Linked DNA regions of Homo sapiens: all the other regions are linked to region 1. A link is a contact called in ENCODE Hi-C data. All regions are on one chromosome and are shown on one strand. Each heading gives the region's core, a stretch centred on a gene start or an enhancer-like site at or near the end of the contact. The rest is flanking DNA. Distances are from core to core; before and after follow the strand shown. Region 1 has its middle 130 kb from the start of LINC00703. Region 2 overlaps LOC107984195 (a long non-coding RNA gene). Region 3 has its middle 120 kb from the start of LINC00702.

Evidence for each region. Hi-C counts contacts between places; a loop is a spot of excess contacts on that map. Pooled maps may share reads with other maps.
Region 2: a loop to region 1 is called in a map of Right ventricle myocardium inferior, with 4 times the contacts of the local background. The contact joins two enhancer-like sites. A Hi-C loop is called at or near these places in 3 of 168 maps with a recorded cell type or tissue (Right ventricle myocardium inferior, cardiac septum and left cardiac atrium) and 4 of 50 pooled maps.
Region 3: a loop to region 1 is called in a pooled map, with 4 times the contacts of the local background. The contact joins two enhancer-like sites. A Hi-C loop is called at or near these places in 8 of 37 single-sample maps with no recorded cell type and 5 of 50 pooled maps.

Annotation. Positions count from the first base shown.
Region 1 is chr10:4,512,798-4,516,401 of GRCh38, forward strand. It overlaps the pseudogene RNU6-163P. Among named protein-coding and RNA genes, the nearest start is that of LINC00703, 130 kb to the left of the region's middle. RefSeq lists an enhancer at 1,774-1,823. Within about 2 kb of position 1,779, at least 21 of the 41 ENCODE cell types and tissues checked have a DNase peak (open chromatin) inside an H3K27ac peak, as active enhancers do.
Region 2 is chr10:4,081,741-4,085,344 of GRCh38, forward strand. It overlaps LOC107984195 (a long non-coding RNA gene), which reads left to right. Exons shown (of 10, transcript NR_176060.1): 7 at 549-635; 8 at 944-1,079; 9 at 1,536-1,635; 10 at 2,131-2,510. Among named protein-coding and RNA genes, the nearest start is that of MIR6078, 92 kb to the left of the region's middle. RefSeq lists an enhancer at 1,678-2,190. Within about 2 kb of position 1,956, at least 3 of the 41 ENCODE cell types and tissues checked have a DNase peak (open chromatin) inside an H3K27ac peak, as active enhancers do.
Region 3 is chr10:4,126,615-4,130,218 of GRCh38, forward strand. No RefSeq gene overlaps it. Among named protein-coding and RNA genes, the nearest start is that of LINC00702, 120 kb to the right of the region's middle. RefSeq lists an enhancer at 1,171-1,810 and a silencer at 1,549-1,749. Within about 2 kb of position 1,562, at least 7 of the 41 ENCODE cell types and tissues checked have a DNase peak (open chromatin) inside an H3K27ac peak, as active enhancers do.

The DNA.
Region 1 (3,604 bases), core at 529-3,028:
AAGTCTTGAGTGTGTGGAGGATTTAAAAATCAATCTAATCTTTCATAACAGCACCAATGGCCCTTTTAGTTTTAATGTCCCCAAATAATAAAGGATGGTTGTTGAACTGGATATAGCAGGCTTAGCAGATTGTTTTTCTAATTGGTGTTTTTTTCATCTTAACTTCAACCTTGGCATTTTCCTTCTGGATTTGAACACAGCATTTCCTCAAGTGGGCGCCAGAGGAACTTGAGAACCCCAGCCTTTGTGCACGGCTGTGCAACCTGGACTTTGTCGAGACAGGAGTGCATTACCATGACATTTAAGGAGGAGAACAAGCTGCTCTGAATTGTGTCAATCTCACTTGTGATCTATTTTTGAACAATGTACTAGAAAGATATTCCCGTTCACACAGAACTAGTGATTTACCCTCTGGTGGATTCTACCCCTCCAGCTACTTGGCGATAAATAAAGCCAGAGTGGAGAGAGAGTGTAAATAAAAATTAACTGTACCCAATTGGCTCCCCAATGCTTTCATTTATGCATGCTTGTTTGATGAGGTACTTTTCTATTTTTTTTTTTTTTTTGAGATGGAGTCTCACTCTGTCTCCCAGGCTGGAGTGCAGTGGTGCAATCTCGGCTCACTGCAAGCTCCGCCTCCCGGGTTCACGCCATTCTCCTGCCTCGGCCTCCCGAGTAGCTGGGACTACAGGCACCCGCCACCACGCCTGGCTAATTTTTTGTATTTTTTAATAGAGACGGAGTTTCACCGTGTTAGCCAGGATGGTCTCGGTCTCTTGACCTCGTGATCCACCCGCCTCGGCCTCCCAAAGTGCTGGGATTACAGGCGTGAGCCACCGCGCCTGACCTTGATGAGGTACTTTTCAAGTCTTCTTAATTGCCATATAAAATAAGGCCTCTGGTAATCAAAAGCCCTAAAAAAAATGTTGGGGGGGGGTTGTCCACCTTGGTTGGGGAGGGTTGTCCACCTTGGTTGGAGGGGGTTGTCCACCTTGGTTGTGGGGGGGTTGTCCACCTTGGTTGTGGGGGTTGTCCACTTTGGTTGTCTTCAAATTTTCCTTGTTGGTTTTTCACTTTCCAACTTCATTGCCATTTCAGTAACTCCTGGGGGTATATGGCACCCCGCAAACCTGGCGCTGCCATGGCCGGACAGAGAATCCAGGAGCTCTGATCCTCCCACCAATACCTACTGTGGTGTGGAAACTCTCCTGTCTCTTTTACTGAGCCAAGATAATGTTAGACAGCCTTCAAAGAAGTGCTTTAACAATTAAGAGAGCGAAAGAAATATATGTATAGAAAGAGAAAGAAACAGAGACAGACAAGCAGATACACACACACACAGAGGGAAAGAGAGAAAGCTGGAGGGGAGAGAATAGATAGGAAGAAATATAGAGAGATATATAAAGAGACAGAGAAATGGAGAGAGACAGATACATACAGAGAGAGATAGCAAGAGGGAATAGAAAGGGAGAAATGGAGAGAGAGGAATAGAGAGACAGAAAAATAGAGAGCAACAGATAGGGAGAGAAAAGCAAAATAGAACAGCAGTGCAGTAACACAGTATAAATTCCTAAAACAGTGTGTAGCCACACATTTATTTGGTCATCACTATGTACTGGTTTTTGGACGTCTGTCTCTTTATTCCCTTTGTCCTGAGTGGCTTGCTGTGGACATAGTCTCTATCTGGTTCTTGGGCTAGTGGTACTCTCTCTCAGGGAAACAGTGGCTCCACCCCTCGGCTCTACGTGAGTCTAGGGACTTCGGGCCTGGAAGTTGGAGACCTTCCTTCGTTTCACAAAATCTGCACCACATCAGGTTTCTCCTGCCACTAAAAGCAGAAAACAGCTCTTCCTTTTTCTGCGTCCGTGGGCGGTAACTGGCTGCCCTTTCAGTTCCCGTTTCCCGTCTAGGACGTCCTAATTTTGAACAGAACAAACAGCACTTGCAACACCCAACCCATCAGGAAATCCCGTTGTCTCTGCCTTTGGAAGATCCAGAACCTCATGGATTGTTACCATTTCCCAGCTACTCACCATTGCAGCTGGAAACACCGTCCTCTGTCACTGGATTCCCACGCGCACCCGCCAGCTCCCCTGCTCCAGAGCCTGGCTCCTTCCGCAGCAGCGAGAGGGTCCCCACGCAAGCCAGCCTCAGGTGCTCACTTCAGCAGCACATCTGCTAAAACTGGAACATACAGAGAAGAGGAACCTGGCCCCTGTGTAAACATGACATGGAAATTCATGGGACATTCCATATTTTTATGAATATACTAAAAGCCGCTGAATTGTAGGCATTGAAAATAATACATTTTATGGCATGTGAATTATATCTCAATTCAGCTACTGTAAACTAAATAAACAAAAGTAAACCATGCCCATCCTCCGCTCAAAGCCCTGCAATGGTTATTTCATTCAAAGTAAAGTCTATGTTCTTAAAAAAGCCAAAAAGCTTCCTGTGATCTAACATCTCCCATTCCCATCATTTACAATCTGATTCTTTCTCTAGTTATTTTTCCCCTTACTTCAGGCGGATGCCAATTTGCACTGTTCCAGGAATGTGCCAGGTACCTCGCCCCCCTAGCTGTCCCTTGTTAAGAACCCCTGCAAAGACAGGGTGGACTCGCGGCCCCCAAATTTGGTTCAATGTTGAGATCAATGATGCCACACACACACACACACACACACCAAGACAGTATAACAAGGTGTATTTACATAATGGCAGAACAGGGCAAACCTCTTAAGCAGGTCTCAAACAGTGTGAAAGAGCAAGGAAAGGTGCATAGCTGGGGGTTTTACTGTGGTGAGCAGGGGGTTGGGGTTGGGTAAAGGTGCCCAGATTGAGGGCTTGCGTGATCTGAATCTCCTGCCAGTGTCCAAGTGGGAGCACTTGAGCTTTCTTCTCAGCTTGTCCAGATGTGGGACAAGCTGAAGAGAGGCCCAGGACAAACATTTGGCCAGTGAGGCTTAAATGTTTTCAAGCAGCAGAAACTGGAGTCAGCCTCTTTATCACACAGCTATTTAATAAAACCTCGGGAGCTCAGTAAGACCTATCCTGAGCACACCCTGCAAAATCCTCCTTCATACCTCATCGGCTTCTCCCCCATCTGTGTTCTTGGCTCGGGGTTGTCTTTTTCACACATCGCTGGCCACCTTCTAATGTGCCCTGTCATTTTCCTAAAATATTCAGAACTTGTTATCAGGGTTCCCCTGGGTCCTCTCCTGACCTGCTAAAAATGAACTGCTTGAGGGCAGAGGTCTTCCATCCAAATGCAGATGAATTCCGAGTGCCTGCAGCAGACCTGGCACCAAGCAGATGCTCCATACGTACATGTTGAGTGAGTGAATTCAGGTGCTTAAGAAGCACTCAGCATCCATTCAATAACCTGGTTCTATAGGTTGGTGAAAAAGTAACTGTATTTTTTTTTAACCATTACTTTTTAGTGGCAAAACCGCAATTACTTTTGCACCAACCAATGGTTGTCAAATTCTCTTTGGTGGCTCACCTCCTCAGTTATTTTTCAACATGAATCTTAGCCCTTGGGGCTATCAGAATTTTACTAGTGGTTAAATTATTGAAGCAGTCTCATGCATATGAGAAGTAAATT
Region 2 (3,604 bases), core at 706-3,205, 430 kb before region 1:
TGCCGTGGGAGAGGCAACTAATGACCTCATGACGACTTCCAATCCTGTTTTGTGTCAAAGCCTTTAGGATCTAGCCAGTGACTGCTACATAGAAGGCAGTCTAGAGATTTGGCCAGAATCGCAGCAAAACCCAGGCCAAGAGTGTGGAGAGGGAGCAAGCCCACTCGAGCTGTGGCCCTGCCTTGCTTATGAAGTGACCTCAGATCACTGCTGCTCTCTGGTCCTCCACTTCCTAATGTGTAATTAAGGAAGTCACACAGTGCAACCTCTATCTTTAAGATCTAAAAAATTTGAGTTTTCTTGTGATGAACAGCATTCCAATCCCACTTACACAGAAAAAAAAAAAAAAAGCTCTGGCTTTAAAAATAAAACATCCAAAAAATTAAGACTAGAAAGATGATATTTAAGAGTAGTATTTTATTACTTTGAAAACATCTGGTATGAATTTGAAATTTCATTTTAAAATTTTTAATAGATTCCTCATTCTGTTTCTAGAAAATAGGTTAAAGTGAGTTGTTATGAAACCATGTTTCTAATTTTTATTTCAGATTCTATATTTCAACTAAAGCTCGCACTTGGGTGAAATCTTTCAACATATCTTTTGTTTAAGAAAAGTCAGAACAAGAATTTCCAAGGTACTGCTTATTTATTATAGAAAACTTAGAAAATATAGAGAAATGTACAGAAGAAAACAAATTCTCTCAAAATCTCAATTCATAGAGATACATACAAGGCATTTTTTAATGTATGTAATTTGTAATTTGTGTGTGTATGTGTGTAACAGGGTCTCATTCTGTCCCCCAAGCTGTAGTGCGGTGACGTGATCACGACTCACTGCAGCCTTGACCTCCTGGGCTTAGGTGATCCTCCCATCTCAGCCTCCTGAATAGCTGCAACTACAGGCATGAGCCACCATGCCAGGTTAATTTTGTATTTTTTGTAGAGATGGGGTTTCGTTATGTTGTCCACGCTGGTCTCGAACTCCTGGGCTCAAGTCATCCATCCACCTTGGCCTCCCAAGTTACAGGGATTACAGGCATGAGCCTCTGTGCCTAGCCATGATGTATGTAATTTGTAAGGTGAGATAACTGTCTTGTTGTTTTGCTTTGTCATCTATGTTTATATTGTTCTCTGTAAATCCTCCACTGGAAAAGTTTTTCCATCCAGACCTGAGTCTCATGAGCTACGGCTAAGATGTAATCACTCCCAAAGAAACATGCACTCTCAACAACATTTTTGACATACTTGATTGTTTACCATTGCTTTGCATGGAGGGGAATGAAATGGACCTTTTAGAATCAACTTGCCCAACAGTGGATCTAGGCCAGGCTGAGAAGAGGGTGCCAAGGCTGACATTTGAGTCTAGACAATGATGTCTCTCAAAATGCATTTTGCCCTGTGATTTTCCCCCAGCTCCTTAGTTTTCTAGCATAATTGATGGCCTTTGTGGGCCATAATCCAAAACCACTACACACAGGAAAAGGGCTGTCAAGCAGCAATAGTATAATAATTCATGCGTTATTATTACCATTTAGAGAAAACACCTATGCAGAATTGCAAGTTGTGATGGGCCCTTGAAAATCAACGTGTGTGCCGAATCCAGGTGGATGCTGTGACCTCACAAAAGCTGTGAAGGTGTGCTATCGCAGAGTGGAGGTGTGGCAAAGTCCAGATTCAAGAAAAGGCTGAAGTCAGCTTGTGTCCCTGACCTGGGATCTCAGCCTTAATCTCATGTTTAGAAGTGAGGCCAGTGCCATTGGCCATTGACATCCAGAAGATAAACTCTCATGGAATGACAGCTGACAAACAGCAGATGCCTTCAGACTGGCAGATTCTTCTATCTTGTGTTAATGCATCTTTATGGGAATTCACAATGTTCTCTAGGCAGGGGTCCAAGTGATAAGCACCAGAGCTTTGAAATAAGATAGTAGAAAGCGGGGTAGGCTGTGCTTTTGAAGTGCATTTTCCTGGCAAACGGAAGATGGCCCTCCTCATTCTGCCAAAGGGAATTCTAAGAGCCAAGATTGCATAAGAGGATTGCATTTTGGATGTTTTTAGGATGTGAGCTGAGGTAGGCTTAGCTCTGGCTCAAGGATTTCAAAGTAACTGACTTGTTTTGTGTACTTTCAGCTCTCTGCAACTCTTGCTGAATTTTGGCATCTTTAGCAGAGCAGGAGCAATCAGCATTGATAAACAGATTTCCTCTTGTATGGGTGCCTTGCCAGTGCAGGGATGTGCAGTGATCTTTCACCCTCTCAGCTTTCCTCTCGATACTGCATTCATCATTTCAAGAGCTTTCAGGAATGTGGGCCGTGCTGACATTTTGTAATGTCTATCAGGAATTGAGATTTTAGGGTAACAACATAAAATGTTCCTAAGGTGAAGGTTTTGTTGTTGTTTTTGTTGTTAATTGCCTACATTATGACAGTTTTGTACTTAATTATCACCACATATCTAGCTGCTTGAAAACTGTTTCTTTTTTAAAAATACAAAGCAATAAAAATATAAACTTAAATTTCTTTAGCTTTAATATATCTTGGTTCACCTCCTCTAATTAATTTGCCATTCAGCTCATTTCATTAATGTATAATAAAATAACAATTTGACATTTGGATAAGTTAGTGAATTTGGGGCTTATGCTTTTCAAAGCTGATACTTGTTTTCTCTTAGGTTTTTATTATTGTATTAGAGCCATATAATAAAGGAAGAAAAAAAAAATAAAAAAATCCATGGGATTAAAGAAGAAATTATGTTGATTAAAATGTGTCATTTGAGCCAGATGTTCTAGAAGGAACTGCATGGGATGTGTCTTTAGAAATGCTCTGTGTCCTCCACTGTGAGAGCAGAAGACGTCTCTGCATAGTCCTCTGTTCAAAACCCAAACTATAGATTGACCAGTACTCTCACATTAAAAAGCAGGGTTTGAAGGATACATTTACCCTCAAAAGGTAACTCGGCACTCAAAATTTATAGATCAGTCTTACCCATGACATAAATCCATGGAGGAATAAAACTTAATTTGTAACTTAGGGGATGCAACATTCAGGTTAAATGTGATAAAAATATGTGATGATGGACTCCCTACAAAGGAACCGGTGAGAAGGTACCCTAGCTACTGAGAAGCATTTTGTGACTAAAGGACCTTATGGGTTATTGATGATTATTTACATTCTACCAGAACTGTTAAAGCCCTGAAAATTACCTTTACACTTTTTTTTTTCTTTTAAGACGAAACCTTGCTGTGTCACCCAGGATGGAGTGCAGTGGCACTATCTCAGCTCACTGCAACCTCTGCCTCCTGATTCAAGCAATTTTCCTGCCTCAAGCAACTCTACTGCCTCTCCAGTAGCTATAATCCCAGCTACTCCTGTAATCCCAAGTAGCTGGGATTACAGGTGCCCGCCACCCGCCATGCCCAGCTAACTTTCTTTTCTTTTTCTTTTTTTTTTTTTTAAGTAGAGACAGGGTTTCTCCATGTGGGCCAGGCTGGTCTCGAAATCCTGGCCTCAAGTGATCTGCCCTTCCTCGGCCTCCCAACATGCTGGGATTACAGGTATGATCCACCATGCCTGGCCTCTTTACACTTATTTTTAATTATAATTAC
Region 3 (3,604 bases), core at 312-2,811, 390 kb before region 1:
ATTAACCTGGGTGGATCTGACCTAATCAAGTTGTAACCAACCAGTGGGTTTACCTCGCCTGCTGCCTAGACAGAGCCAATTTCTCAAGACAGGGGAGTTGCAATAGAGAAAGAGTAATTTATGCAGAGCCAGCTGTGCTGGAGGCAGGATTTTTATTATCACTCCAATCAGTCTTCCTGAGAATTCAGGGATCAGAATTTTTAAGGACAACTTAGTGGGTAAGGGGAAGCCAGGGATCCTGGAGTACTGATTGGTCTGAGAGGGAATCATAGGGAGTCGGAGCTGTCTTCTTGTGCTGAGTCAGTTCCCAGGTGGGGGCCACAAGATCAGATGAGCCAGTTTATTGAGCTGGCGGTGGCAGCTGATCCATCAAGTGCAGGGGCTGCAAAATATCTCAAGCGCTGATCTTAGGAGCAGCGTAGAGAGGGTTAGAATCTTGTAGCCTCCAGCTGCCTGACTCCTAAATCATGATTTCCAATCTCGTGTGTAATTTCTTAGTTCTACAAAGGCAGTCTAGTCCCCAGGCAAGAAGGTGGTTTGTTTTGGGAAAGGGCTGTTAATAGTTTTTGTTTTGAACTATAAACTATAAACTGGCCAGGCATGGTGGCTCACACCTGTAATCCCAGCATTTTGGGAGGCTGAGGTGGGCAGATCACTTGAGGTCAGGAGTTCAAGACTAGCCTGGTCAACATGGTAAAACCCCATCTCTACTAAAAATACAAAAATTAACTGGGGCCAGGTGGTGGGTCCTGGCTACTCAGGAGGCTGAGGCAGGAGAATCGCTTGAACCCGGGAAGTGGAGGTTGCAATGAGCCAAGATGGAGCCACTGCACTCCAGCCTGGGCAACAGAGCAAGACTCTGTCTGGAAAAACCAACCAACCAACCAACAAACAACAAAAAAACCACTATAAACCAAGTTCCTCCCAAAGTTACTTCAGCCTACACCCAGGAAGGAACACGGACAGCTTAGAGGTTAAAAGCAAGATGGAGTCAGTTAGGTTAGATCTCTTTCACTGTCTCAGTCATAATTTTGCAAAGGCCATTTCAAAGTGACCACTAAAAGGAACTGGGATTGCAGGGTGCAGAGATTCAAACACAGTGCTGGGACCACTCTCTTCTGGATTTGACTCATGCGTGAGAGGAATAAACCTATACATTTTACTTAGCCACCTGCTTTTCGGAATTTGTGGGCAAGCTAGATTTTACCGAATGCAGACTAACCTGCTCCAACTCAAACAAAGAACCAGCTTTTAAAATTGTGGTTTATTATATAGGTTGTAATGTTTTGTCTTCTAGAATCTGCAGACACAAACAACCCATACGCTTCATTCCACAATTCACAGACCGTGGTCATTAGCAAAAAAGGTCAGAGGGAAAATTCATGGGCCTTATCAGAAAATTATTAGCCTGATAGATCAATGCTGTGTTTGAAGTATTCTAATGTAATCAACTGCCTCTGCAAAGTGAACAAAAGGAGGCCATTATGCAAATAAGAACCATTCATTTCAGAGGAAGGAGCTTTGGTTTCCTGGTACAGAGTCAACAAAATGAGGAAGCTGCGAAAGCCCTGGCTCATGTAGTTAACCTTGGGTCACTGTACCCTCCAGCCTCAGCACAGTTAATCCATGAATACTTGCAGTCAACAGCCTCTAAAGGTCACCAGACTCTGAAGTCCAGTTACTATTTGTTACCAAGTTTACAATTCAGAATTTATAGGAAATAAATATGTAGCCTGCATCACTAATGTGCCAAGCTTTGGGACAGGTTTCTTTCTAATTAGATCTCTGAAGGATTTTCCTGAAGGAGTCCCTCATGCTCTTGATTTCATCAACAGGCACTGTGCGGAAGCCCCTCCACCATGATGGTTTTGCTCAAGAAACCTTCATCTTGCAAAAGACAAAATGACAACAAATTCCGTTCCAAGATGCCAATTGGCTTTATTGACATCCTAGAATCAGGCAGCACTATATTCTCTAAAATGGAATATGTGTTCCAATGAACTGAACACAGGAGATTGGCTTTACAGATAGAAAAAGGGCTGAAGAAAGAGAAACAAAGAATAAAAAGTGTATTGGGTGCTTCCAAGTTACTTTCCTTGTAAGCCACTGTGTCAGAGGCATTTGAACCACAGCGACTCCATCTTGAGTGAGGACTAGGAAAACGAGGCTGGGACTTGCTGAGCTGCATTTCCAGAAAGTCAGGCATCCTTAGCTTCTAGATGTTTATTAAGCAGACCCAGACTCGGGAGTGTCTAGATATCCCGATATCTGGAGAACAAAGGCATTCCTAATTTTGCTTTAAAGATAATAATATCGATTCTTGCAAAATATAGTAATTGAGAAAATTAATCCTTTATCACAAACCCTTGTAGCAGAGCTTATCTCTTCATGATCTTTTTTATCCTACATATACAAGTATTGTACCTAGGGTGGACACATTCCTCCTCTTACTTTCGGGTCTGTCCTACTCTGTCTGTGGAGTAGCCGTATTTTCACCACTTTACTTTCTTAATAAACTTGCTTTTACTTTGCACTGCAGACTCACCCTGAATTCTTCCTTACGCGAAATCCAAGAACCCTCTCTTGGGGTCTGGATCAGAATCGCTTTCCTGTAACAACTGGGGCCAGAAAGAAGAAACAATAGAAAAACTGATGAGTTCACATGATGTGACTTCAGATTAAGGATTTAAACACAGGGAACTTCATTATCCTGCCCATTGAAGACTAAACCTGTCCTGTTCAGGAAGTTAGGCTATCTCTCTCCTGGTTCCTCAGAGGGCAGAGAACTGCTCAGTTTGGGTTTGGGTTTGGTAAGCCTGGGTGACCCCACTATGATTTGTCTGGTCTGTTGCGATCGCAGGAGTTTAGTCCAAAATAATGGCCTCAAATTTTGTTGAACAATCTATACGGAAAGCAATATCCACCTCTGAACATTTCACAAAACACATCAGTGTAAAGTGTTGAGAAATCTTTTTAACTTAAAAAAAAAACAAACAAAATCTCAAGATTTCACAATGTTTTTTGATTCTGACATCTCTCCCTCTCCCACCTCCATCCCCTTCACTCAAGGTGCACCTATCAATAGCTTGAAAAACACAAGTGTGGGATAGGCTGTTTTGGATCATAAAGTTCTGCTCAAAGGGTGAATCCATTAGCCACAAGTCACTGGAGCTACTGTCTGCAATGACAAATTTGTTTCCACTAATTGAGAAGCCAGTAAAGGCATCAACTACAGATGTAAAATTTTCTTCATGTACAAGAAGGGGGAAAAAACAGTAACTCCACTGTGGCACTACCACTTTGCACTTGCTATTTATGGGATGGTTTTCTTCACAAGGAAAAAAAAAAGTACAAGTGGGAGCATTGGCAACTGTTAATTACAATGAGATAATGATCATTCGATAAGGAAAGAAATGGATTATGAGTCAAAAAATAAATATTGTGGAATCTGCGTGTAACACAATGTTTATTTTGGCACTTTGACTCTCCCACTAAATGATCTACGGGCAAAATTCAGTTGCAGACCTGCGATCGGGGGCTCCATGCCCCTATGACTTGTGCTGTCTAGATGGTGAGAGACGCTGAGAAGCGACCGCAGGAATCC